2 separate regions of the Mus musculus genome follow, and region 1 is linked to region 2. A link is a loop called in an ENCODE intact Hi-C map of the cell type or tissue named here. Cell type or tissue: heart. All regions are shown on one strand. Each heading gives the region's core, and the rest is flanking DNA. Links, peaks and the distances in the headings are about the cores only.

What was found. Hi-C counts contacts between places; a loop is a spot of excess contacts. Peaks named below come from ENCODE experiments on the same cell type or tissue, not always from the same donor. Only the 100,000 strongest peaks of a DNase experiment are listed, where the experiment ranks them.
Region 1: it touches region 2 in a loop (4-fold over the local background); 9 of 42 quality-filtered maps call a loop at or near these places.

Annotation. Positions count from the first base shown.
Region 1 is chr14:72,927,231-72,939,091 of GRCm38, reverse strand. No RefSeq gene overlaps it. Among named protein-coding and RNA genes, the nearest start is that of Gm41207, 63 kb to the right of the region's middle. In heart, for the core only: no CTCF peak of the experiment used is centred there; a DNase peak (open chromatin) is centred at 6,571.
Region 2 is chr14:72,978,966-72,990,826 of GRCm38, reverse strand. It overlaps the pseudogene Gm9198. Among named protein-coding and RNA genes, the nearest start is that of Gm41208, 29 kb to the left of the region's middle. In heart, for the core only: CTCF peaks have their summits at 6,925 and 7,124 (motif pointing right); DNase peaks (open chromatin) are centred at 7,186, 7,796 and 9,816; H3K4me3 peaks cover 596 bases.

The DNA of each region.
Region 1 (11,861 bases), core at 2,077-10,076, 51 kb after region 2:
CAACCAATAGTTTTAAGCTAAGGAGCAAGGTCACATAGAATCACTTTGTGTACATGAGGACTCTCTTGTCCCTGAGACAACCAGGGCCAGTATTTAGCACTCTCATACATAACAGCTGACCAAACCTCAATATAGAAGATTAAAAGAATAAAGATAAATGGAGAAGCAATCTCCTGCTAAAAGCAGAACAGAAAGAGAATGAATTGTGAAATGCAGTGAGACTACCTAAATTCTAGTTTTTAGGGTTCTGAAGAGAGAATTCCAGCTCCAGGCCAACTTGTACTCTTTGGGAGAGTCTATCTAAGATAAATAAATAAAAAGAAAACAGACCAACTACTCTGAAATTACCTATTGAACAGAGGGCATATAAATGGGAACCAGAACTGGGTGGGGTTTTGGACTGTGTCTTTGCAGACAGGAGCCTGAGCACAGGTGTGGAAGTTTCTGGTCTCCCACAGTACTGCAGGTGCAGTCATGTGTAGTCTTCCTGTGGGTGCAGATGCAGCAACTATCCCTCTGTGACCCTTGTGGGGAGATGAGTGCAGAGCATGTTCTGTGCTGTTCCTTGCCCATGTGCAGGTGCAAAGCCTGCCTCTGTGGTCCTCTCAAGTCTAACAACCATATCTCCACTGAATGGACCATGAGCTGGTTTGGGTTTAAAGATGTCATCTTCTCTACCCAAAGGAATTCTGCAAGTCATGTCTTAGAGGATAGTCCTATGACATTTTGTCTGGTCTCTCAGAGCAAGCCATTCAAAGAAAGACCCTTACCTCTAGTACCAGATGCCCATTGACTTATTTAGCCAGGGTCTTTTTAAAATGGCTTCTTGCCACTGCTTAAATTTACCTCTGAGAAGGAAGAATTTTTCCAGCATCAGTATAACTCCCAAGATCATTACTTAGTTGGGTTGAAAATCTGCTCAGTGATGCGTCTTATAATTTTGAATCTTTGATCCCCACTTTGGTCTCAGTACCTCTCTTCACCGGTGCATCTGCCATATGTGCCATCGGTCTCTCATAGATCAAACAGTAATGATGAGAGTAGGTAACCTTGCCATGTTCCCTGATCTTAGACAAAAGGCTTTCAGCCTTTGCCTGTTGAGTATGATGTTAGTTGTAAGCCTGGCTTTTGTTCTATTGTGGTAGTTTCTGTTTATTCTTAGCTTGTTGTGTGTGTTGTTTGTCGACTGCATTTGCTACACTGATTGAAATGACTTTGTACTTTTGTCCTTTGTATTTTTAACAAGGACTTGTTACAGTCCTTAACTTCCGTGTGTTGAACCATCCTGGCTTTTCAGGTATGAGTTCTACTTGGCCATCATGGATGATCCTCTAAACAGCTGTTGTAATCAGTTTATTAGGGTTTTTAAAGTTTGCATCAGTTTTAAATGGGAGATATTAGTCAACTTTTATTTGTATCATGCCTTTGTCTAGCATTGTATTAGGGTAACACTAGCCTTACATAGTGAGTTTGGATGTCTTTCAGAATTGGGAATGATTCGGGTTCCTTGTTCTTTGAACATTTCTAGTCCTTTTAATTCATGTGTCATAGCCCTCTTTTCATTACTAACTTTAAAAATTAGGACTTCTCTCCTTTTTCTAATATAATTGAAATCTTGTCAATTTTTCTCCTTTGGTCTTAAAAACAAAACTACAACACTATCTTGCCTGCCCAAGACCTATAGGCACCTCCCATGTCACATCCAAGCTCTCTGCCCAGCCAGAGATCTACACATCTTGCCTATAGAGACCATTACAGAAAACCACAACCAATCAAAATGCAGAAACAAGTGATCAAGTAGCGGTAAGCCCTAACTAATATAGATACATTATAACACAATTCCTGCACCCAAGTCTCAGGAAACATGGAGGAAAGGGGGCAGAAGGACTGTAAGAAGAATAGGAAGTCTGCTATAGGGAAAGCTGCACACTTGAACTCTCACAACATGGCTGCCTAAACAAGACATCAACAAGGAAGACACCAATAGATGTGCCAACATGGAAGAGGGAAAGCCCACAGGGCTCCAACCCGATTTTCTTATATGAATGGCCACTCCTACTCTTTAGGGTAGAGTGAGCTGAACTCCCTTAGTTTCTGTTTAACTGAGAAAGTCTTCAAGTCTTCTATAGTTTTGAAAGGTAGCTAGCCAACCACAATTTTCTTAATCAGTAGGGCTCTTTTCTTTCAGTACTTTGACTATACAAATTCACTCCCTTCTAGGACGGCTCCCTCTGGGAATTCACAGTTCAGTAGGAACCCCATCATGTGATGAGTCGCTTTTCTTTGTCTGCTTTGAAATTTTCTCACTGTCTGTGACTTCTGACAACTTGACTATGACATGCCTTCTAAGTCTTTTAACTGTCTTTCCACTGGAGTTCTTTGGGCTTCTCAAATTTGTATATTTAGTCTCTCATCAGTTGGGGGAAATTTCAATATATTTTTTTAATGTATTACCTACTTCTTTTTTCCTTTTTTTGTCCTGGAAGTGCCATTCATATATGCTGTTGTCCTTGATGCTGTCCAGATGTCCTGTGGGCTCTGTTATTACCCCTGTGGATTGGATTCTCCTTTCTGGCCATTGAAGAAGTCCTCTTCTCAAGCTCACTGACTATTCTTTTTCCTGCCCAATCAAGTCTGCTGTTGAGGTCGTCGGGTGCATTTTTTCATTTCAGTTACTGCAGTCTTCTATTTTCCTGATTCCATTTATTTGTATATCTATGTTTTCTTTTATTGAGCATATTTATCATTATAATTATTAGTCATTTATATGGCAATTCACATTTCTGCTTTTTCTTTAAAGAGCACATTGCTGGAAATTTAACTTGCTCCTTAAAACATATTATAGTTTCTTATTTTTTCCATATCTCAGTGTTTTGTTGTTGTTGTTGTTATTGATGGGATTTTGGCATTTAAAAAAACTACACAGTCTTCCAGATTTTTCCATTTGATTTTATATAAAAGGAAATTTCCCTAGTAAGATAGACATTCTGAAAACTTCTCAGGGAGTTTCTGAACATGTACCTTCTGTGAGCTGTGAGTATAGCCTATCAGAAGAGGTTTCCAAGTTTCTATTAGAAATTCCCTCAGATGTCTGATGCTGCAACCTGTCTGGTGCTGTGGTTAACCATGATACAGGTATCCCATGTATTTCTGCCACACTGTAGAATCTGGCTGACCACCTTCATTCTCTGGCATCCCAGATCTGGTGGGCTGTTTTTACTAGTGTGGCTCTGTGACTTAAGACAGAAGGCAGTCCCTGGTCAGAAAGTCTGACATCTAGGAGTTAAAGGTTTCTTCTCTATCACCCAGTATGGTATGTGGGATATTCTGGTGAAAGTCAAACAGTGGAGAGCATCTTAGATTTTCTACTGGGCTTCATCATCATCTGGGGTGTAGGAAACTTTACTTGGTCCTTGGAGTTTTCACAGATACACTTAAAATGTTTGCTGTTAAATTTGTGTTTCAGTTGGGGAAGATGATTTAAGCCCTCCCTGCCCACTATATTGCTGATGTCATTCCTCTGTCTTTTATTGACAGAAATGCAGAAATTTGCAGTTTTCTTCAAACAAGCACACCCAATGTGTGCTTCTTACGGTTCTCATCTTCCATAACCCTTGCTGATAATGGCACTGGTAATGGTTTCTTTAGAATGCCCACTGTTGAGATAGATAAACACTTAACAATCTGTTTTTACATTGTTCTCTACCTCTAAACTCATTTTGTTTTGGTTGACAGCAGATTTTCCCCTTTCCTCTGGACACTTAGTCTAAACATGGTGTTGTTACATAATTGGAATCACAGACATTTCTGAGGAGGCCAGGGAACACCAGGAATAAGAAATTGCCCATTAGATACCTACAGGCTATGGCATCTTCTTGGAAGCTCATCTCCAGATGGCGAGACCAAGAGGAGTGGAACACCAAGGAGCAAGAGATGTCAGCTTATAAACAAAGTGACACAGGTACTGAGTCCTGCCAGGGAGCCACTTGTAAAGCATGAACTGCCAGATGCACTCATGTGGGGGACCTGGTGCTGAGGATGCTGTTGACCCTCTATGGCATTTCTTACCCATGACTGAGTGTTTCAAACGGCGCCAGTTAGCCCTACAAGTTGGTGAGACTCCAAAATGTTAGGTCACCAAAAAGCACATCAAGGAAAGGAATGAGTAAAACAGATTTTCTGAAGAGCTTTTTTTTCTGGAATAGTCAGTTCTGGGACCTGACAGTTTTACTGTCCTTTGTCAGCAAGAAAAACTGCTCTCTAACAACTGGTAGAGTGGGCAGAAACCACTGAGCCTAGCATGTTACCCTTGTTAAAAAGAAGACTGTTGCAGAGGTGGCACCATGTGGCATGTCACGTACTAACTCTGCCCAGTACCACATAATAGCATAAGCTTCCTGATGGGTTTATTAGGAATTGTAGAGGAAGGGAAACTCGGCCATGGAACAGAGGAGACTGTAGACTCTACACTGTGATACTAACTTCCAGAAAAAGCAGAGACTATTTTCTTTGTCGCAGTATCTGGGGTTCCATAGGTGCAAGAATGCAATTTTAATCAGAGGCAAACCCAGTGGAATTCCAGCTATGGGACCAAGGATCTACTAGTCCATGTGGATCTTTCCTTACTCATGTCTATTCTTTGTGGTCCACATTCCAAGCCTTTCTGATTAAATGCCTTTGGACAATTTGCAATTTCTCAAAACCCATCCCCCCTTGTTTGGCTTTACTTTTATACTATTTCTAGGGCTCTTAAAAGGATGGAGTGAGATCATGTGCATGTTGGGGTGTTTTGTAAAATGTTTTAAAATGCCAAGTGCTGCTGTTTTTGAGACTTGATAGAGATGCTCTGTTTTGCACTGGATGGAAATGGTCCCAAATGACCAAGGGAGATTTAGAGGAGCCCAGCTAAGGAGCAAGAGTAAATGTGAAGATGAGACTAAAGGTACACAGAAACCAGAAGCTCCACCCAGGATTTTTTGTTCTGTGGCTTGTAGAGCTACCGTTTGTGTATTAGCTTTGAACCCCTCTCAAGGCAAGCACATCTGAGGTATAGAGTGTGTTCCTTTTGCTTGTCCCCTGTGTACTATATATTGTATACTGCTCAAGCAAGCAGGAAACATTTGTTGAGTTTTTTTTTTAAAAAAACAAAACAAAACAAAACAGAACAAAACAAAACAAAACAAAGGAATGATTTGATGCAGGGTGACATCAGTGCAGTGGCCAGAGAGAAATGAGGAACAGAAATTGCTCCCTGGATGTAATTTGTCCAGGCAGAGTCAAAACTCTTCTTGTCATTTCCTGTTTTAAAAACTCTGTTGGCTCATTACAGTACAAGAAATAAAGTCCCTGCATATTAGAAAAGGACAGAAAGGTCCCTTAAATAAACACACACACACACACACACACACACATCCAACCTATGTCTGTAATCTTATCTCTCATCTTGCAATTTCTTTGACCTCTAATTCTTTGCACAGCTGTAGTCTAAGGTGACAAAGGTTCTTAGAGTCCCCTGGACTTCTTAGTCTCTCCACAGGCTTCCTTCTTACCTTGGAAAGCTTCTGTGTTCTTGGAAGATTTAGCATTAATTCTTCTTGCTCTGTAACATGCTCCCTAATGTCTCATTGCATGCATCCGTTCATTTGTTCATTTGTTCGTTCATTCATTAATTCATTCACTCACCAAGTTTTCCCTTGGTGCCCGATATGAGTCAGACACTGGTGTAAGTACTGGACACAATAGTGAACAGATAGGACCAGAGGTCTGTCCTTATCAGATGTTCATTACAAAGGAAAGACAATATGAGTGGTGTCCAGAGGTGGTAAAAGTGAGGGGGTATGAAAGAGTTGAAGAAGGCTACAAGTCTTTTTATTTATGTAAAATGTGATATATCAGTCAGAATTGGCTGGTTATATTGCAATAACAAACAATTCTCCAAACCTTAGAGGTTTATAACAACCATGATTTGCTCCTACTTCATACCTCATGACCACCAAAGAACATCTGAGACTTGGATTCTTTATTCCTCACTCTAGACAGGCTCTAGAACAGCACTTACCAACATGTAGGTCACGACCCCCCACAGGGTCACATAGCATATATTTACATTACAATTCATAACAGGATCAAAATGACAGTTTATGAAGTAGCAACGAATTAATTTTATGGCTGAGGGTCAGGTTGAGAACCACTGCTCTAGAGGAAATTTCTAGTTGCCCTACTAGGGGAAAAAGAAAAAAAAGGTAAGACACAAAACTAGCTATTAAAATTTTTACCTGAAAATGGCTCACATTTCACTAGCCAAAAACTGGACATAGGATCAACCTGAGTTAAATAGGACACACGACAATTCTCCCATCTCCTTAAAAGGAGAGTGAACTAACATGTGTGAACAATCTGAATGCTTGCTACACATGGCTCGTGAGAGCCATTCTGAACAGAGGACATCTGCGCCAAATAACAGGAAAGCAGGGAGCTAGCTAATAGATCTGGGGAAACTGTCGAGCCCTGCTCCTCAGATTATACAGCCTGGAACATTATTCGGCCCCTTTCCCTCTTCCTTTCACAGCCCGCCCCCAATCCATCTTGACAGCTGTACTTCCAGAGCATCGAGATCTGGCCGGAGCTCACTGCCTCTGTCTGACTCACCATCCTCTGGAGGATGCAGGAATTTTCGAACTTCTGTTTGCTTCTGACCTCCTTATGTCATCCACATGGACCTTTTTCAAATCGACATTATCATGATGTTTCTCTGAGGAAAGCCTAATGCATTTCCATCCTTCTTTGAGTGAAAGATAACGTTTTTATAGGGTCTCACACGGTCCGGTCCCTGTCCCACCTACCCTGGTATCTCTCCAGCCCCAATAATTGCTTTCATTCTGGGTCACTTTGTGCCAGACACTAACCACTTTGAGCTTTGTTCCTTCAGTATACACTTGAAAGCTAAAGATATACTAAAAACATCAATGCATATTAGAATTGCTCCACCCATTTGTGTTTACCATGGAGTCATTTTGTTTTCGTGCTATTCATTGTCAGTCATAGTAAAAATGTCATGTATGGCTCAGCATGTTATCACTACACATTGGAGTGGGAAATGGGGAGCCGACTGACTGAATAGATAGATTAGAACATGAGTGTATGGGTGGATAGATTAAGTAGATAAAGAGGCAGCCTTCCCCTCCATTGGAGCTGTAGTGTGTGCTGTGGGATTCTCTGAGCTGTTATTAACTAGATGCTCACCATTACAGGGAAAGTCTGCCTGCAGAGGGCCCTGTCTGAACTTAATCAGCATTTTAAGGAGACCAAAAAAGAGGCAAAATGTTTTCTTCCTTTCTGAAATAGATTCAAGTTTTGAAACCATTTTTTCCTTGTTAGATGACTCAACCGTAAGAGAGATACAGACTATGGTGGTGAACCCCAGGTTATTTCTGAACCCCATCATTTGTCATATCTAGTTAGGGGATAGGAAGGAAGACACAAGTACCATATTAATAATAACATTGAAATTGAATATGCCAGGGCCTTTGTAATCTCTGTTCAATGCATTTTATATTCAAGGCTTGTGGTTAGCTTTCTCAGATATGAATATAAAATCTTACCCCCTCCACCCATGTGGACCTATGGAAACTCAAAGCACTGGACCATGTCCCAGAAGAAATTGCACCTGAAGTGTAGGTTGTGAACTTTGCTGCTAAGACAAGTGATAATATTCAGTGTAAGTACAGAAAAGCAAAATATAGAGAATATACCAGAACAAAACTCATATACATCCAACTACATAGATGGCAATTCCTTTCATTTGGTGAGAGGAAAATGGTTCCTTTCCAGTCAGAACCAAAGAGGCCATGTGGTTTTGCTACATTTCTTGGAGATTAGATTCTGTGGTTTGTCTGCCTGCCATGTTGTGAATTGCCTTTTCGAAGTTCTAGTTGAAAGGAAGAAATGGACCAGTAACTAGGGATGTGGAGAAGTTTCCCTGTGAGTACAGAGTGATGTTATCCACAGGCTTGCTGATAGACAACTCAAGGCCACATCAGACAGCTTGTAAGTCTTAGAATACTTAATGACACTTTGTATGATTGTCTTACTGTCATCTTTCACAATTCAACTAGATGGTAAACCCCTGTTTAGAAGGGTTCATAATATCTATGATTACAACACATCCCTATATCATATGTTTGAGTATTTACTTATATATGATGTCTTGACTTACAGTTGTTGACTTATGTGGAGCAAAAGCAACATGCTTTTTAGTAGAAACCAATGTTTTAATTTTGGTCCTTTGCTGGGCTAGCAATATGCAATACAAACTTCTTCAGGATGCTTGGCTGGGCAATAAACCCCAGGCCCATCAGTCATGTGTCAGAAGACCTAGAGCTAATTATCCAATGTGTTCAGAGCTACTGAGTATTGGAAGATTGGGTGTACTAAACACACTTTCAGCTCACAAGATATTTGACTTCTAATATACTTATCACAGTGTAAAATCCCATTGTAAGGTGAGAAGAAGCTATATGACAATGTTGTAAGATGTCTTACATTTCTCTAAATATAACCAATTCTAAGCAATATAGTACATAGTTAAACAAGTTAAAAATCTATAGGAGATTCAGTTGCCTAATCTATTGATCTAAAATGAGCTTCTTGATCAATATGATAATTGCATAGTGTTGTCTTTAATGTTTCTCAACCTGTTTTAATAAGCATTCATAAACTCTTTAATCTCCCTTCTAGTCCACCACCCACCAGAAGTGGTGGTGGAAAAGAAAGGCTGTTAGGATACAGGGGAAGGTGACCTGTTTATAAATTGTTCTTTGGAGCAAATCCAATCTGTGTTGTCAGGAAATTAATAGTTCAGTTCACAGAAACCAGCAGTGGCTGCTTGATCCACTCACAAACACTCCACAAATATACCAGCAGTCCAGTTTAGTAGTGTTCAGGATTGCAAACACAAATTAGCAGAGGTGGCAAGACCTAGTAGAAATAGCCAGGCCTCCACTGAAGCAGCGTCAGCAAGAGCAGCCAGGACCACCAGGGACGACAAGAGAAGTTCTCTGCTGTGCCTCCCTCAGTGAATTGAAGATCAGCAAAGACACGAGACCAAGGAAGAATTGCAAAGCTAGCCATGTAAGCCCCCATTGCTGTCCATTGAGTCCTATCTATACTCCCTCCAAACATCATGTGTTCTCCACAGGTTTTGCCTCCCCATGTGTCCTTCCCTCAGTGTGTGAGTCTGTCTTAGCCAAACTCCACGTGAGTTTGTATCAGCTGACATCACTCTGCCAATTGGCCTGAGACCAAGGAAGTGGTGAGAAGCCAACAGAACACCACCAGAATTTTTTTTGGGGGGGGGGCTTATTTCTCTTTTTGCCTTTATTACAAATGGAGCTCAACAACGCAATGTAGGGCAAACCAACACACTCGTGTCTTTAGTGAAGAATCCTTGACCACTCATCCTTCACCTGCTTGCTTTAGCAAAACATCCTTCCACCTGTGTCTGCTTCAGGTGAAAACATTCCTTCATGTATTTGGCCCAGCAAAACACCAACCGACGCCACTGACTTTCCAAAGACCCCATAAGTTTCCACTTCAGTATAGGATACTGTGGTAGAGGAAATGGCTTTCTCTGGATTGGAGGTCATCTCAAATCCTAACAACTATGATTACCCTAGTATAGCTCTAGTTGGATTTTCTTGTGTAGTGTTCATAGAATAGGATTATGTCCAATGCTGACAGGATACATCGGGTATATTCTGACCTATGTTTTTGTCTTCATGGATGAGTATTTATCTTTCCTTCTGATCCAGATAATGGAGACACATGTGGTATTGCTAATCATTGAGTTCTCTCAACTAATTGCGGTTTATAATCCTGGGTACGTTGCTCTCTTTCTTCAGTCTCATATAACCTTGAAGCTTGTTCTTATGTTCTGGAACCACGTTCTTCTGGAACAAAGATTTAATAAATCCATAAATAGGGTGCTAATTAAGTCATGGCAGACAGAAAAACTATATCTGGCTTAAATCTCTCTGAGGTATTGAAGCTTGTTTTTGGTGGTAGGGGTATAGCTTGGTATTGAAGCTTGTTTTTGGTGGTAGGGGTATAGGCAGGTTAGCAGTATCTGGAACATATTCAAGGTCTCTGCAGAATGACCTGTTATGCAAGGCTTGGAAGTTGATGGTTCACTGAGGCAATCCTCTTACAGCAGAGAGAGTTCCTTAATACAGTTTGACTTAGAACTTTCAATTTTACAATACAGTGGGAATAGTGCAATTCAATTGAAACTGTACTTAAACTTTTGAATTTTAGTCTTTTTAGGTACTGGATAAAAATATAGAAATATCCAGTGCCTAAAAATGATGCCCAGCAGTTGTGAGGCATAGGTCCCAGGAAGTCACTCAACTACCAGGCTAAGCAACCAATGAGCTACATGCAGTGTATTATGTTGCTGAGCTGTGATGTGTGGTAGGCTAAGTATATTAAATGCATTTCTGACTTTAAATGTTTTTGACTTCCGATGAGTTTATCAGGTTTAATTTCTTTGTAAGTGAAGGAATGTATGTATATATACCGTTCTATCCTCTTAGGTCAAAGCAAGCTATGTCTCGCATTTCCTGCTTTGAAAGACATAGTTGGATAGCTGCATTTCAGAGACTGTAAGGTGTGCATATGCTTAATGATTTATTTACTTTTATTTTATGTTTATGAGGTTTTCTTGTTTGCACACATGTGTGTGTCCTGAGTGCATGGCTGGTGCCCATGGAAGCCAGAAGAGAGCACTGGATCTCTTGGAACTGACGTGCTGGGAACCAAACCAGGTCCTCTGTAAGTGTAACAAGCGCTCTTAACTGCTGACCCATCGCTCTTGCCCCAGGTGTGTCCATGTGCTTCACAGGCTAGGCACATTTGCTTCAGTAAAGAGATCATATGAGTCCCGTAAGCAGAATAACTCTCTGATTGGGCTTACAATAAACTAGTATCATTATTCAAAAATGTATGCAGTTTTAATGATGACCGAACTGTCATCCAGATGGGAATGTGAAAGCCTATCTTTTCATATCCACAATAATGGAATTTATGGCTTCAACTGACCAAGCACTATGAACTGCATTGTATACCCTTAACTTCATATGTGAAGGCTTAGTCCATAAAATGATTGCTCATGGAGAGAGAGTTCTTAAAAAGTAGTTAGAATTAAAGGAAACCAGGAAGCCCTTATTCTATTGGACTGTTGATCTTTAAGCCATACTTAGCCACTTTCTCTGACAGCACCCCCCCCACTTGTTCACACATGCCAGGAAGCACACATAGTATGAAGATACAGAAAGGCCATATGAACACATTGTTCACACATGCCAGGAAGCACACATAGTATGAAGATACAGAAAGGCCATATGAACACATAGGGAGATGGAAATCAGCTGCAAGCTAAGGAAAAGGCTTCGGAATGAAACCTACCTCGTCAGCACCGTCACCTTGCACTTCCCATACTCAGAGCTGGGAGAGATGTGTTTCTCCTGCTTAAGCCACCCAACCTGTGACACGATGTTAAGGAGACCCAAACAAACTAAGATATCGGAGGTGAGGCGTTGCTTTTGACTTGCTCTTTTGAGGGAAGAGGACAAGAATCCAGTAAGTGGACTCTAAAGACTTCTGAGTAACTCTATTCTCATGTCTATACTTGAGATGTGCTAAGAAACTAGGGCAATAACTACGGGGTAGGTTTGGGCTCTTACTGAGTTTCCTGTGAGGTGGTACTCAAGAGAAATCTCCACTTGGCTCTGTTTGGCTCTCATAACCCACTGTAGGGAATGAGTTTTAAGCTTGGTGTTTGGACATTACTGTTGCTTAGGGACTGT
Region 2 (11,861 bases), core at 2,619-10,618:
TTCTTTTCTCCCCCCCCCCCACCCCAGGGTGTTTATATGTGCTGTTAAGTTACTAGTATGAGATCTCTCTCTTTTTTTAATTAATTATTTTTTACACTCCATATTTTATCCCACCCCCGCCCCAATCCACCCTCCGACTGTTCCATATCCCACACCTCCTCCCTACCCCCTGTCTCCACGTGGATATCCCTATCCCCAACCCCACCTGACTTCTAAACTCCCTGGGGCCTCCAGTCTCTTGAGGGTTAAGTGCATCATCTCTGAATAAACACAAACCTGGCAGTCTTCTACTGTATGTGTGTTGGAGGCCTCCTATCAGCTGGCATATGCTGCCAGGTTGGTCCAGTATCTGAGAGATCTTGGGGATCCAGGTTAATTGAGACTGCTGGTCCTCCTACGGGATCACCCTTCTCCTCAGCTTCTTTCAGCCTTCCCTAATTCAACAACAGGGATCAACTGCTTCTGTCCATTGGTTGGGTGCAAATATCTGCATCTGACTCTTTCAGCTGCTGTTAGGTCTTTTGGAGGGCAGTCATGCTAGGTCCCTTTTTGTGAGCGCTGCATAGCCTCAGTAATAGTGTCAGGCCTTGGGACCTCCCCTTGAGCTGGATCCCACTTTGGGCATGTCGCTGGACCTTCTTTTCCTCAGGTCCTCTCCATTTCCATCCCTGTAATTCTTTCAGACAGGAACAATTTTGGGTCAGAGTTGTGACTGTAGGATAGCAACCCCATCATCCCTCACTTGATGTCCTGTCTTTCTGCTGGAGAGATGGGCTCTGTAATTTCTCTCTCGCTACTGTCGGGCATTTCATCTAAGGTCCCTTCCTTTGAGTCCTGAGAACTTCTCACCTCCCAGTCTCTGGTGCATTCTGGCGGATCCCTCCAACCTCCTATCTCCCGAGGTTGCCTATTTCCATTCTTTCTGCTGGCCCTTAGGGCTTCAGTCCTTTTCCTTCACCCAATATCAGATCAGGTTCTCCCTCTCCAGTCCACTTTCACTCCCAGGTTCCTCCCTCCCTCCACCCCCCCCCCACTTGTGATAGCTAGGCACTTATGCTGTGAACTTGCTTCTTTGAGCCACCTCCATTGTGTCCTACAAATTTGGGTAAATTATACTTTCATTTCCGTTCAATTCTAGAAAGGCTTTAACTTCCTTCTTCATTTCTGTCCTGTCCCATTTTTTTCATTCAGTTGAGAGTTGTTCAGTTTCCATGAATTTATAAGCTTTCTGTTGTTAATATCCACCTTTAATCCATGGTGATCAGATAGGATGCAGGGTGTTATTTCAATTTTCTTGCATCTGTTGAGACTTGCTGTGTGTTGGAGTATGTGACCAATTTTTGAAAAAGTTCCATGAGGTGTTGAGAAGAAGGTGTGTTCTTTTGTGTTTGGTGAAATGTTACATCCATTTGGTTTATGATGCCAGTGAACTCCAGCACTTCTTTGTTTAACTTTGGTCTAGATGCCCTATATATTGGTGAGACTGAGTTTTGAACTCACCCATATCAGTGTGTTTGTGTGTGTGAGGTGATACATGATTTAAGCTGTAATAATGTTTCTTTTATAAACTTGGATGTCTTGTGTTTGGTGCATAGATGCTAAACATTGCAATAGTCTTAGTGGATTTTCCTTAGATGAGCATGTAGTGTCCCACCCTATCTCTTATGATTAGTTTTGGTTTGAAGTCTAGTTTTTCCAGATATTAAAATGGCTATGCCAGCTTGCTTAGAGTATCATTTTTCATCCTCTTAGCCCAAGGTGATGTCTATTTTTGATGTTAAGCTGTGTTTCTTGGATGCAACAGAAGGTTGGATCCTGTTTTTGAATCCATTCTATTATTTCATATCTTTTTATTGGGGAACCGCAACAATTGTTGTTGAGAGTTCTCAGTGAGAAGTGCTGTTTATATTTAATTCTTTTGGTTGTTGTTAGGATGTGATTTCCTTTTTTTCTCCCCTCCTTTGACTTTTTGGTCAGATATTATTTATTCCTTCAGTTTTCTTGGGTGTGGTTAGCTTCTTTGGGTTTCAGTTTTCTTTATAGCACCCTCTATGGGGTTGGATTTATAAATACATGCTGCTTACATTTGGTTTTATTGTGGAATGTTTTCCTTTCTCCATCTATTGTGATTGAGTTTTTCTGGGTATGGTAGTCTGGGCTGGCATCTGTGTTCTCTTGAGCGTGTAGAACTCTCAAGATCCTCTGGCTTTTAGCATCTCCATTAAAAAGTGGAGAGTTAGTCTGATAGATCTGTCTTTATATGTTACTTGGTCTTTTTCCCTTGCAGATTTTATTATTCTTCCATTGTTCTGTACATTTAGCATTTTGATTGTTATGTGTTGTGGGGAATTTCTTTTCTGTTCCAGTCTACTTCGTGTTCTGTATGCCACTTGTATCTTGATAAGCACTGTCTTCTTTAGGTTAGGGAATTTTTCTTTTATGATTTTGTTAAAAATATTTTTGTGCCTTTGACCTGGGTTTCTTCCCTTCCTCCCATCCCTGTTATTTTTTATTTGCTCTTTCATCATGTTTCAAATTTCCTGGATGTTTTGTGCCTTAATGTTTTTTTAGATTTAACATTTCCTTTGACCAAGGAGTCCATTTATTCTATCTTGTCTTCAATGCATGAGATTCTGTCTCTCATCTCTTGTATTCTGTCAGTGAGTCTTGCCTCTAAGTTGCCTATTTGAGTTCTGTCTTAGTTAGGGTTTTACTGCTGTGAACAGACACCATGACCAAGGCAACTCTTCTAAGGAAAACATTTAATTGAGGCTGACTTACAGTTTCAGAGGTTTAGTCCATTATCATCAATACAGGAGCATGGCAGCATCCAGCCAGGCATGGAGCAGGAGGAGCTGAGAGTTCTACATCTTCATCTGAAGGCCACTAGAAGAAGACTGGCTCCCACGTGGTTAGGAGGAGGGTCTCATTGCCCACTCCCACAGTGACACACTTTCTTACACAAGGCCACACCTACTCCAACAAGGCCACAGCGTCTAATCATGCCACTCCTCAAACCACCACAAGTTCCTAAAGTTTTCATTTCCAATTTCCTCTCAGTTTGGGTATTCTTTACTGATTCTATTTCCTCTTGCAAAATCTGAACTGTTTTCTTCATTTCATTTCACTGTGTTTTTGTAGATTTATTTAGTCAATTTATTAATTTCCTTCCTAAAGACCTCTAATATATTCATAAAGGCTATTTTGATGTCTTTGTCTTGTTCTTCTGCCATATTGCACTTATCAGGTCCTACTGTTGTAGTGTTGTTTGGCTTTAGTGGAGACATATTGTCCTGCCTCGTATTGACTGTGTTTTTTATGCAGATGATCTGCTACAGAGCTGGGGATCAGAAAGGGATGGGTTTTGGATGAGAGGAGGGAGAATCTATTCTATTTTGTTGTAATTAATTGTTTTTTTTTTTCCCTAGGCAAGGCCTCTAGCTTTCCTGGAGCTCACTGTGTAGATAAGGTTGGCTTTGAACTCACAGAGTTCCACCTGTCTCTATTTCCAGAGAGATTCTAAAATAAGACCAGGTACTCACAGCAATGTTATTCATTGCCCTTACATTCTGGCCAATGTAACCTATCAAATTTTAAATGAAAAGGGTTCTGTGTGAGGGAAACACTTTTTTGTTCAACTATGGAAGATAATGTATTTGAAGTTGATGTTTGTCATTTCTTAAGTTTTGGCTTTAGATAGTACAAGCATGCTTAGACTTCATATCTACTGTCAACAGACCCCTCTTTAAACACACACACACAGAGACACACAGAGACACACAGAGACACACACAGACACACACAGACACACACAGACACACACACACACACACACACACACACACACACATACACACTTCTCTTCGCTGCCAAAGGAGCATGAGGTGTGAACAAAGATGGAAAGAGAATTCAATGACCATTCGCCAGTTTCCATGTCAGTCTGAAATGTCTGCTAGGTGAGTCTGATGTGTTCTTTCACTGAGTATGTAGAGCTGTAGCTGTTAACATCAGCCAAAGTCATTTCTCTCACTATGTTTGCACATGTAAAAGTAGAGATGAACTGAAATATTTCATATTAGATTCTCATCTCCCCATGATATCACTGTATCAGACCTTGGAAAAATGAAGACGAAAGTGTAACACCCATGAAGACTACAACAGCCAGAGTTTTATTAGGTTTGGAAGGAGTGACTTTTGTTTCTAAGGCAAACAAGCTCTTCCTCCAGTCCAATACGTTTTTTGGCTCTTCTGACACAAGCAAATGACTAAAGCAACAGAACTTTATTACTGTGCAAAGCTGTTCCTGATGAGAAGAGAATGATGAGCCCATGATTACTGTGTCAGGTGGTTTTCTTTTTTCCCCCGAGTTTGTGGCATGTATTAAAAGACACAAAGGCAGACAATTACTCAGACCCAATTCAGAAACTCACAAGCAAAGTCCAAGACCAAAATCATCATAAACTAAGACAAGCAGAACATTGCCTTCCATGAACACAAACTATCCATTTCAAAAGGGAGATACCTCATGTTATCAGATACACCTACGGCTGAAAATTACTGGAGAAGATTCATGACTCATATTGGAGGAAAGGGCACCAGAGCTAGAACTGTCTTCAGCTTGGTGATTGGAATAAAGCAGCCGAGAAAGACTCTGAATGATGTTTGGAGGAGGAGGAGTAAACTGGGGGCAGGCATATCCTGGTTTTTTTCTGTGAGTATATTCTCAACCCTTTCAAAGGTTATTGTGTAGGAATGCTACTTCTCAAACTAGTGCTATTAATGTCTTTACAGACGATTTCTACAGGAAAATATTATCCAAACATGACACTGAGGGAAATAAATTATTTGATCATGGTTCAAGAAACTTCAAAAAGTAGTTAAAAATAGGGATAGTTGCTGTCCAAAGAAAGCAAAGACTTGATGATGTGTAGATGGCCAGATCTTTTTGTTGGTGCCATGTGATTCCTGTCCTCCCAATACCAAAGACAATCTAGTGAGCCCAGTATGTGACGGTAGCTTTTATAGGCAAAGAAGATGAGGCACAAGGGGACTAAGGAAATTACCCACTATTATTAAAATGGCTGGCACAGAATGTAAGTACACATCTTCAAGATCCTCGTCACCACACCGTGGAGGACACTTAAGAGGATGAGACACGTCAGGAGAAGTTAGAAGAATGGCTGTCTGTTCTTCCAGACTCCTCAGCAATGTACACAGTAACCTGCCCTGAATGTGACCACTGTCAGCAAGATTTAGTGATTCCCCATTGTAGTAGCTTACTAGAAATGTTTAAAGGAAGGAATGCCACGACCATTGAAGGAGAATTTCTCTTTGAGGAGATACAAGGGGGATTTGGTTAAAAGACATAACATGAACTTCAGAGGAAGTTCTCACCAGGCTGAGATCCAATTCTAGGTTAACTATTTCAACCTGAATCAAAGGGGAAATGCTGGCAAGGCTAACAAAGAAGTTTAAAGTGCCCTCAGGTTCCGGAGGAAGTTGGACAGTTAGGCTGGTACTTTGCAGAGAGTACAGAAATGATCAAGTAACCAGCCAGCAGAATGTGAGGTATGTGCTGCGGGCCTGTCTTCGTGGTTCTTATAATTTGGCAAAATGGCTTTTTGGATCAGTGAAGCTGTAACATTGGGAGATAGCTGGGCGATGAGAATGAAAATGTGCCCCGCCCAGTCAGATACTTTAACAAAGATTCCTCCCCCACTCCTGTCCCTTTGCATTGTGTTTAGAAGATACCACCAACATTCAGCAGGAGACCCTAGCCCTTAGTCTATACCCAATGGGACAGTAATTCATCCTCTACAGTTTTAAGTTATGCACATGATACTATGAGGTTCTGAGGGATGGGTGAGCCTAGAGCTATGACACACAGCCAACCAGACTTCCCACCATAGTCCAGGACAGCATTCCATGCATATTCTAGGTCTCCAAGGGAAGAAAGGCTCTTCACCTTTTCTTTTTTAATTAATTAATTAAATTAATTAATTAATTAATTAATTTATTTTTTCCTCACCTCTTCTACAGGAGTCTCCCCTGTAAAACAGTGCTCTTTAAAATGGGTTGATAGCCATCATCCTTCTAGGAATTGAGACAAAGTCAGTGTCCAAACAGACCATCATCTTGGTCTTGGCTTGAAGCTAGTTAGTCATGTGACTTGTGTCCCAGAATGACCTTCTGGGTCCTGGGATGTCTTATGGGCTGCTTATTCTTCATGGAGGGTCTTGACAGAGCCCCTTTCTTTCTTGGGCCTTCCTAATTTCCATTTATCTCATAGGAATAATTGGTCCCCTCTCCAGGGGATCAAACCTGTTTGCTCCACATGACTCTTAGCTCTAGGAGCTCATCTCAGTGTAGCATCAACGCACACAAAAACTTCTTGTTTTGCTTTTCTTTGTCCTCTCCTCGAGTATATAAGTCCTTCATAAAAGGAAGGCAGCCAGCAGAGATCACATCGGACCAATGGGGCCAATCCTGGGACTTCATAGATGTTTGGAAGATGAGCCGATGCTGGAATCACGAAGGAACACAGACGCAAAGAGCATCCATTATGATGGGAAGAGTCAAGAACATGCCGATGTCAGGTAGCTTGGTTAGAATTCCAGTCCTGTCCCTTGTCAGTTAAATGACTTTAGACTCTTCTAAACCTTAATTATCTCACTTGCAGAATAACAACCACAGCAACGATAGCAGCCTAGAAAGATAATTACTTTGATATTATTGCAGATACGTCAGGACTGAAATGCAGTAAATGGGATAGTGTAATTATTTAGACTAGAGTTTGGCACATTCTAAAGGCTGAGCTAATATTAACAATACTCTCACCCCCTTGGTGTCAGCCTAATTCTTTCTCTGCTGGGGTACATTTTGAAGAAAAGAACTATTACTACATTTGGAAAAATTCTACAATTCTTATTTGAGAACGATAACATGGAATTTCTTTCCAAAGCAGCCACCAGTATCTCCGAATCATGTGGAGTCATTTACAAAGATGAATAAATATTTATCGCGCTGACATTGGCATGACTCCCAGCGTCAGAGGGTCTCATTACCAGGAATGTTTATGAATGGCTTCTCCCGAGCCATGTTTTACCGGCATAAAACTCACCACTAGGTGGCAGCTGAGAGAGAGTCCCCGGAAGTGAAGGCAAACACACCCTTTTGGCAGCTGCATCCGAGGCTTTGCTGTTCATACCCAAACAACTGACTCACCCAGTGAGCAGCGTCAGCCTGGAAAATGACAGGCACTGATTTCAACGGCCAGTGAAATATAACATCCCTGGGGCCAGAGCAGAAAGACAGATCTGGAAGCCTGAGAGCAATTTCCACGGAAATAAGAGAATTAGGGCTGCTGACAAATGAAGACACAAAAGCTTATAAACTACTTAAGTCTTTATGATAAATCACGTCCCTAGATAAAGAAGACTCGTATAGTCACGATTCTCCCGTGCACAAAAGCCTACGGTGACCATGATGGGTTTCGCAATTAGTAATGGGTGGGCGGGTAGGAAGGAACAATAACCTGGTGTTAGAATTTCTAGGGAGAACTAAGCAAATAGCACTCATCACACTTTCTCTGTTCATAACACCGACTAGGGAAAGAGACTGTCAGTGCAGTGTGACTATTGATGATATGCAGAGGACAGAGGGCATAGCACCGCAGGAGAGCTGAACAACAGCGGTAACATTTCCTTAAGCACTGACTCTGCAGAACCCTGTCTGCCTTCCACGCTGTCTCTCTCACCCTGCCAACTCCACTGCCTGGCAGCGGTGATTCATATCCCCATTTGACAACCAGGGAATTGGAGGCTTTCAGAGATTAACTTGCCTAAAGCTGGAGTTCGATTCCATATCCAAGATTCAAATCTCTGCAGTCTACCAGAGCTATGGTAACAGGAAGAAATCCAAGGTGGTCAGCAGGATTTGTGCACGTGTCCCAGCCTTCTTTGCTTCATCTCCTCCTGTACGTTTTGATGCTCTAATTAAGCTGCAGTGGGGCAGCATTATGGGCTGGCCTGAAGGCTACCAGTGCCGAGGTTGCACAGAAGATGGGGGCACCAGAGGATAAATAACAGTGCCCTTTTATTATCTTGAGGGTGCCTCCTCAAAATAAGAGGGCCATTGTAATTTCTTGTACTCCAAGGATTTGTGTGTGCCCCCTTGGCCACTAGTCACCATGACACATTTGCCCTTTCAATTCAACCTAGACTTTGGCTTCTGTGCCAAACATACTGGCAGAGGTCTACACGGTCTCTTCAGACCCAGAGGATGCTGTAAGAATCACCACCAAGTACTTTTCTTCTGACACTTCACCTGTTTGTTGACCTGACATTCCCCAAAGATCCAAGCTGACCCTCCAACCCCTTATTTTGTCCCTGGCTCCTCATTTCTGCCCAGTGCTAGGTGCAAAAGGGTGCTCATGAATGAAAAGATTCTTAGATTAGATATCTTTTCATTCTGTTTGCTTTCAGGGAAGATGGAGGGGAACTCCAAGCCATGTAATTTGTATTTAAAGCAGGAGCAGGCTCTTGAAGTACTGGCTTCAGGTCACAACCCTTGGGAGCTGACCCATGAGCTCTGAGACAGGATAAAAGTCTGGGATACACTTACCGTTGCTGAAGCTGTTCAAAGAACAGTGTGGGATATTACCTTCTCAGCTTGCTCAGGGGCCTGTGGCTGCTCACCTGGAAGTCCCTGTGTATATAAAGGTGACATGAAGAGAGGACTCCCTCCCACACAGACCACCACTACCACACACACAGGTACCATTGCAGTATTTCCTCCAGTGCTAAGCAATAGCTAGAATTTCCCCTAAGAGGGTGACAGCCCACACAGGTTTGCATTGGCCACAATAAACTTCCAGGCCATTTGTTTTCCTGTGATGTCATGACTCCAGCTTGCCCTAGCTCTTCCAAACCTTCACAAACATGGATGCACTCATTTCCAAACCCACACGGATACAGTGTTATAGTGTCAACACCACGCTCAGAACAATGGCTTAGAGTCCTCTACAGGTACAAAGTCCTGCAGCAAGCTCGTCTCATTGCAACCAGCATTTGCCCTCTGCCGAGATCCCTCCCCGTGCCCTCCTCTGTCCCCCATCTCATGCTTCCTACAAAGGCAAAGCAAAATGCACATTTTCATTCCTGTGTCTCTAGAGGTCTCAAATGAATATTGTCGATAGATTTTTCTGCTTCTAGGAAGCCAGAGGGAATAAAATAGCACGGTAAACGCCAGCTCTCTGTCACCCAGCTTTATCACATGTTAACCTTTTGGTGTATTGTCCTAGATTAGAGTTGTGGTTGAGGATTCCTGTGGGGAGTGGGAGAGCTACAGTCCACCTCTCTCTCTCTCCCTCTCCCCCTCTCTCTCCCTCCCCCCTCTCTCTCCCTCCCCCCTCTCTCCCTGTCCCCCTCTCTCTCTCCCTCGCCCCCTCTCTCCCTTTCTATTTTATTGTTACTAATTGCCAGAAGTCTCTAACTCCTGTTTCAGTGTTGATTTCTGCCACCCCCAAGGCTTTAAAATATTGGCTACTTAGATATGGAATCATAAATAGATACAACATTTCACTTAACTATTCTAACATAGAAATGAATCCTCCTATCTTTATGATTAGGTAAATTTTATCCACTCAGTGATATGACTGTTGGGAATTCAGAATATTGATGTGGGCTGCAGTGGGGAACGTGCCTGCCACGAAGCCTGGGAACTTGAGTTCAGGCCCTGAGAACTCATATACAAAGCCAGCTGTTGTGTGTGCACCAATCATACCATCACAGGAGAGGCCAACACAAGACGGGCTTGCTCTACAGAACTGGCACAAAACAGCTCTTCTATTCTCTGTGGTCAGTGACATTTGGTTACTGTCTATTGTTTTCTCTGCAGTTTCCTCAAAGCTTGCATCATGACAGGATGTTGGATTTCAGCAAAGACAGCTCTCTCCATCTGTTGAGATGATCATGTGATTTCTGTCTTCAAGTTGGCTAAAATGCTGTGTAACTCCTATTGTTTTTTTTTCCAAGTGTTAAAACATATTTTTATACCTGGAATGAAGCCTTCTAATTTTCTTTTGTGTGTGCGGCAAATGGTTCCAACATGTTGAATTTTGTTTGCAAGTATTTTATTGAGGACTTTTAGCATCCACACTCCTTAGGGACAGTGGCCTATGTAGTGGTTTGAATGTGACTACTCCATACCCCAATAGCCTCAGATAATCGAGGATTTGGTTCCCAGTCAGTAGCACCGTGTTTAGGAGGTTTGTGAGGAGTGTGTCATGGGAGGTGGACATGCAAGCATTGTGCCACTTGCAACTCCCCCTCTGGGTGACTTGTGTTTAAATTTGAAACTGTGAGTCGCAAACAAGATGGCGGCGCCCAGTGGAGTCGAGGCCACGCTGGGGGTTTGCCAAGGCTGACTCTCCGTCCCGCTCTCCCTTTGGGTGCCACTCGGGGCGAGCGGGAGGACAGGGGCCGGGCAGGGACAGGGGCACTTGCGTGGTTGGACCGCGAGCCCGTGCCCAGCCTGCGCCGCCCCCACCCGGCCCCGACCCCGACCCGGCCCTTTCCGACTCCGTCCCATCCTTGCGGGTCTCCTCCCGGTCTGACCCGTGGCCAGGCTATGTTTACAGCTCCAGGCTCCTAATGCTGAGGTGCTTCCTCCAGTCCGGGCTCGCTGTCACTTTAGAGATGTTTCACCTCTTTGCTCCCGAACATTCCGCCTTCCAAGCCGGGGACACCGTTCCCTCCTGTAAAAGTTCCCTGAAGCCCACTTCTGTAGCCCTTGCTTCACCCTTGGTTAGACGTTCGCATCCCTTCCAAATTCACTCCGATCTCGCCACAATAGTGGCAACCTTGACACCGCTTTCCCTGAGGAGCCAGCCTTCCTTTTGTCCTGAACTCTGCAGCTCTATCATGGAGCCTGTCTACTTGGTGGTGAATGGGGTGGGCTTGGTGCTGGACTTGCTGAACTTGACGTTGGATCTCAACTTCCTGCTCACGTCCTCCCTCCTGGCTACCCTGGCCTGGCTTTTGGCCTTTATCTACAATCTGCCACACACGGTACTGGTACTGACCAGTCTTCTGCACTTGGGTCGAGGATTCCTGCTTTCTTTGCTGGCCTTAGTTGAAGCTGTGGTCCGATTTACCTTCGGGGGACTTCAGGCCTTGGGGACGCTCCTTTATAGCTGCTGCTCTGACTTGGAGAACTTAAAGCTACTGGGGCACCTGGCCTCCCACGGAGCTCTGAGGAGCCGGGAATTCCTGAATATGGTCCTGAACATGGTCTCCAATGGCCATGCTTTGCTGCGCCAGGCCTGTGACATCTGTGCTATTGCCATGAGCCTGGTGGCCTTATGTGATCAACAGTCTGATCAACATCTGCCTTATTGGCACCCAGAACTTCTTCTCCCTGGTGCTGGCCCTGTGGGATGCTGTAACCGGGCCTCTTTGGAGGATGACAGACATGGTGGCTGCTTTCCTCGCTCACAACTCCAGCAGTGCAGTGGCTATGGCCATTCTCCTGTGGACCCCCTGCCAGCTAGCACTGGAGCTGTTGGCCTCAGCCGGCCGCCTTCTGGCCAGCTGTGTGGTTTTCCACCTCACTGGATTGGTGTTGCCAGCTTGCGTACTGGCAGTAATTTTGATTGTGTTGCATCCAGAACAAACCCTGAGGCTGGCCACCCAAGCTCTCAGTCAGCTTCATGCCCGCACATCTTACCACCGGCTTTGGGAGGATATCGTTCGGCTGTCTCGCCTTCCACTAGGTCTGGAGGCTTGGTGCAGAGTCTGGAGCCGCAGCCCACAACTGGCCAGTTGGCCAAATCGGGGCAGAGCACCAGGAGCCCCCCAAGG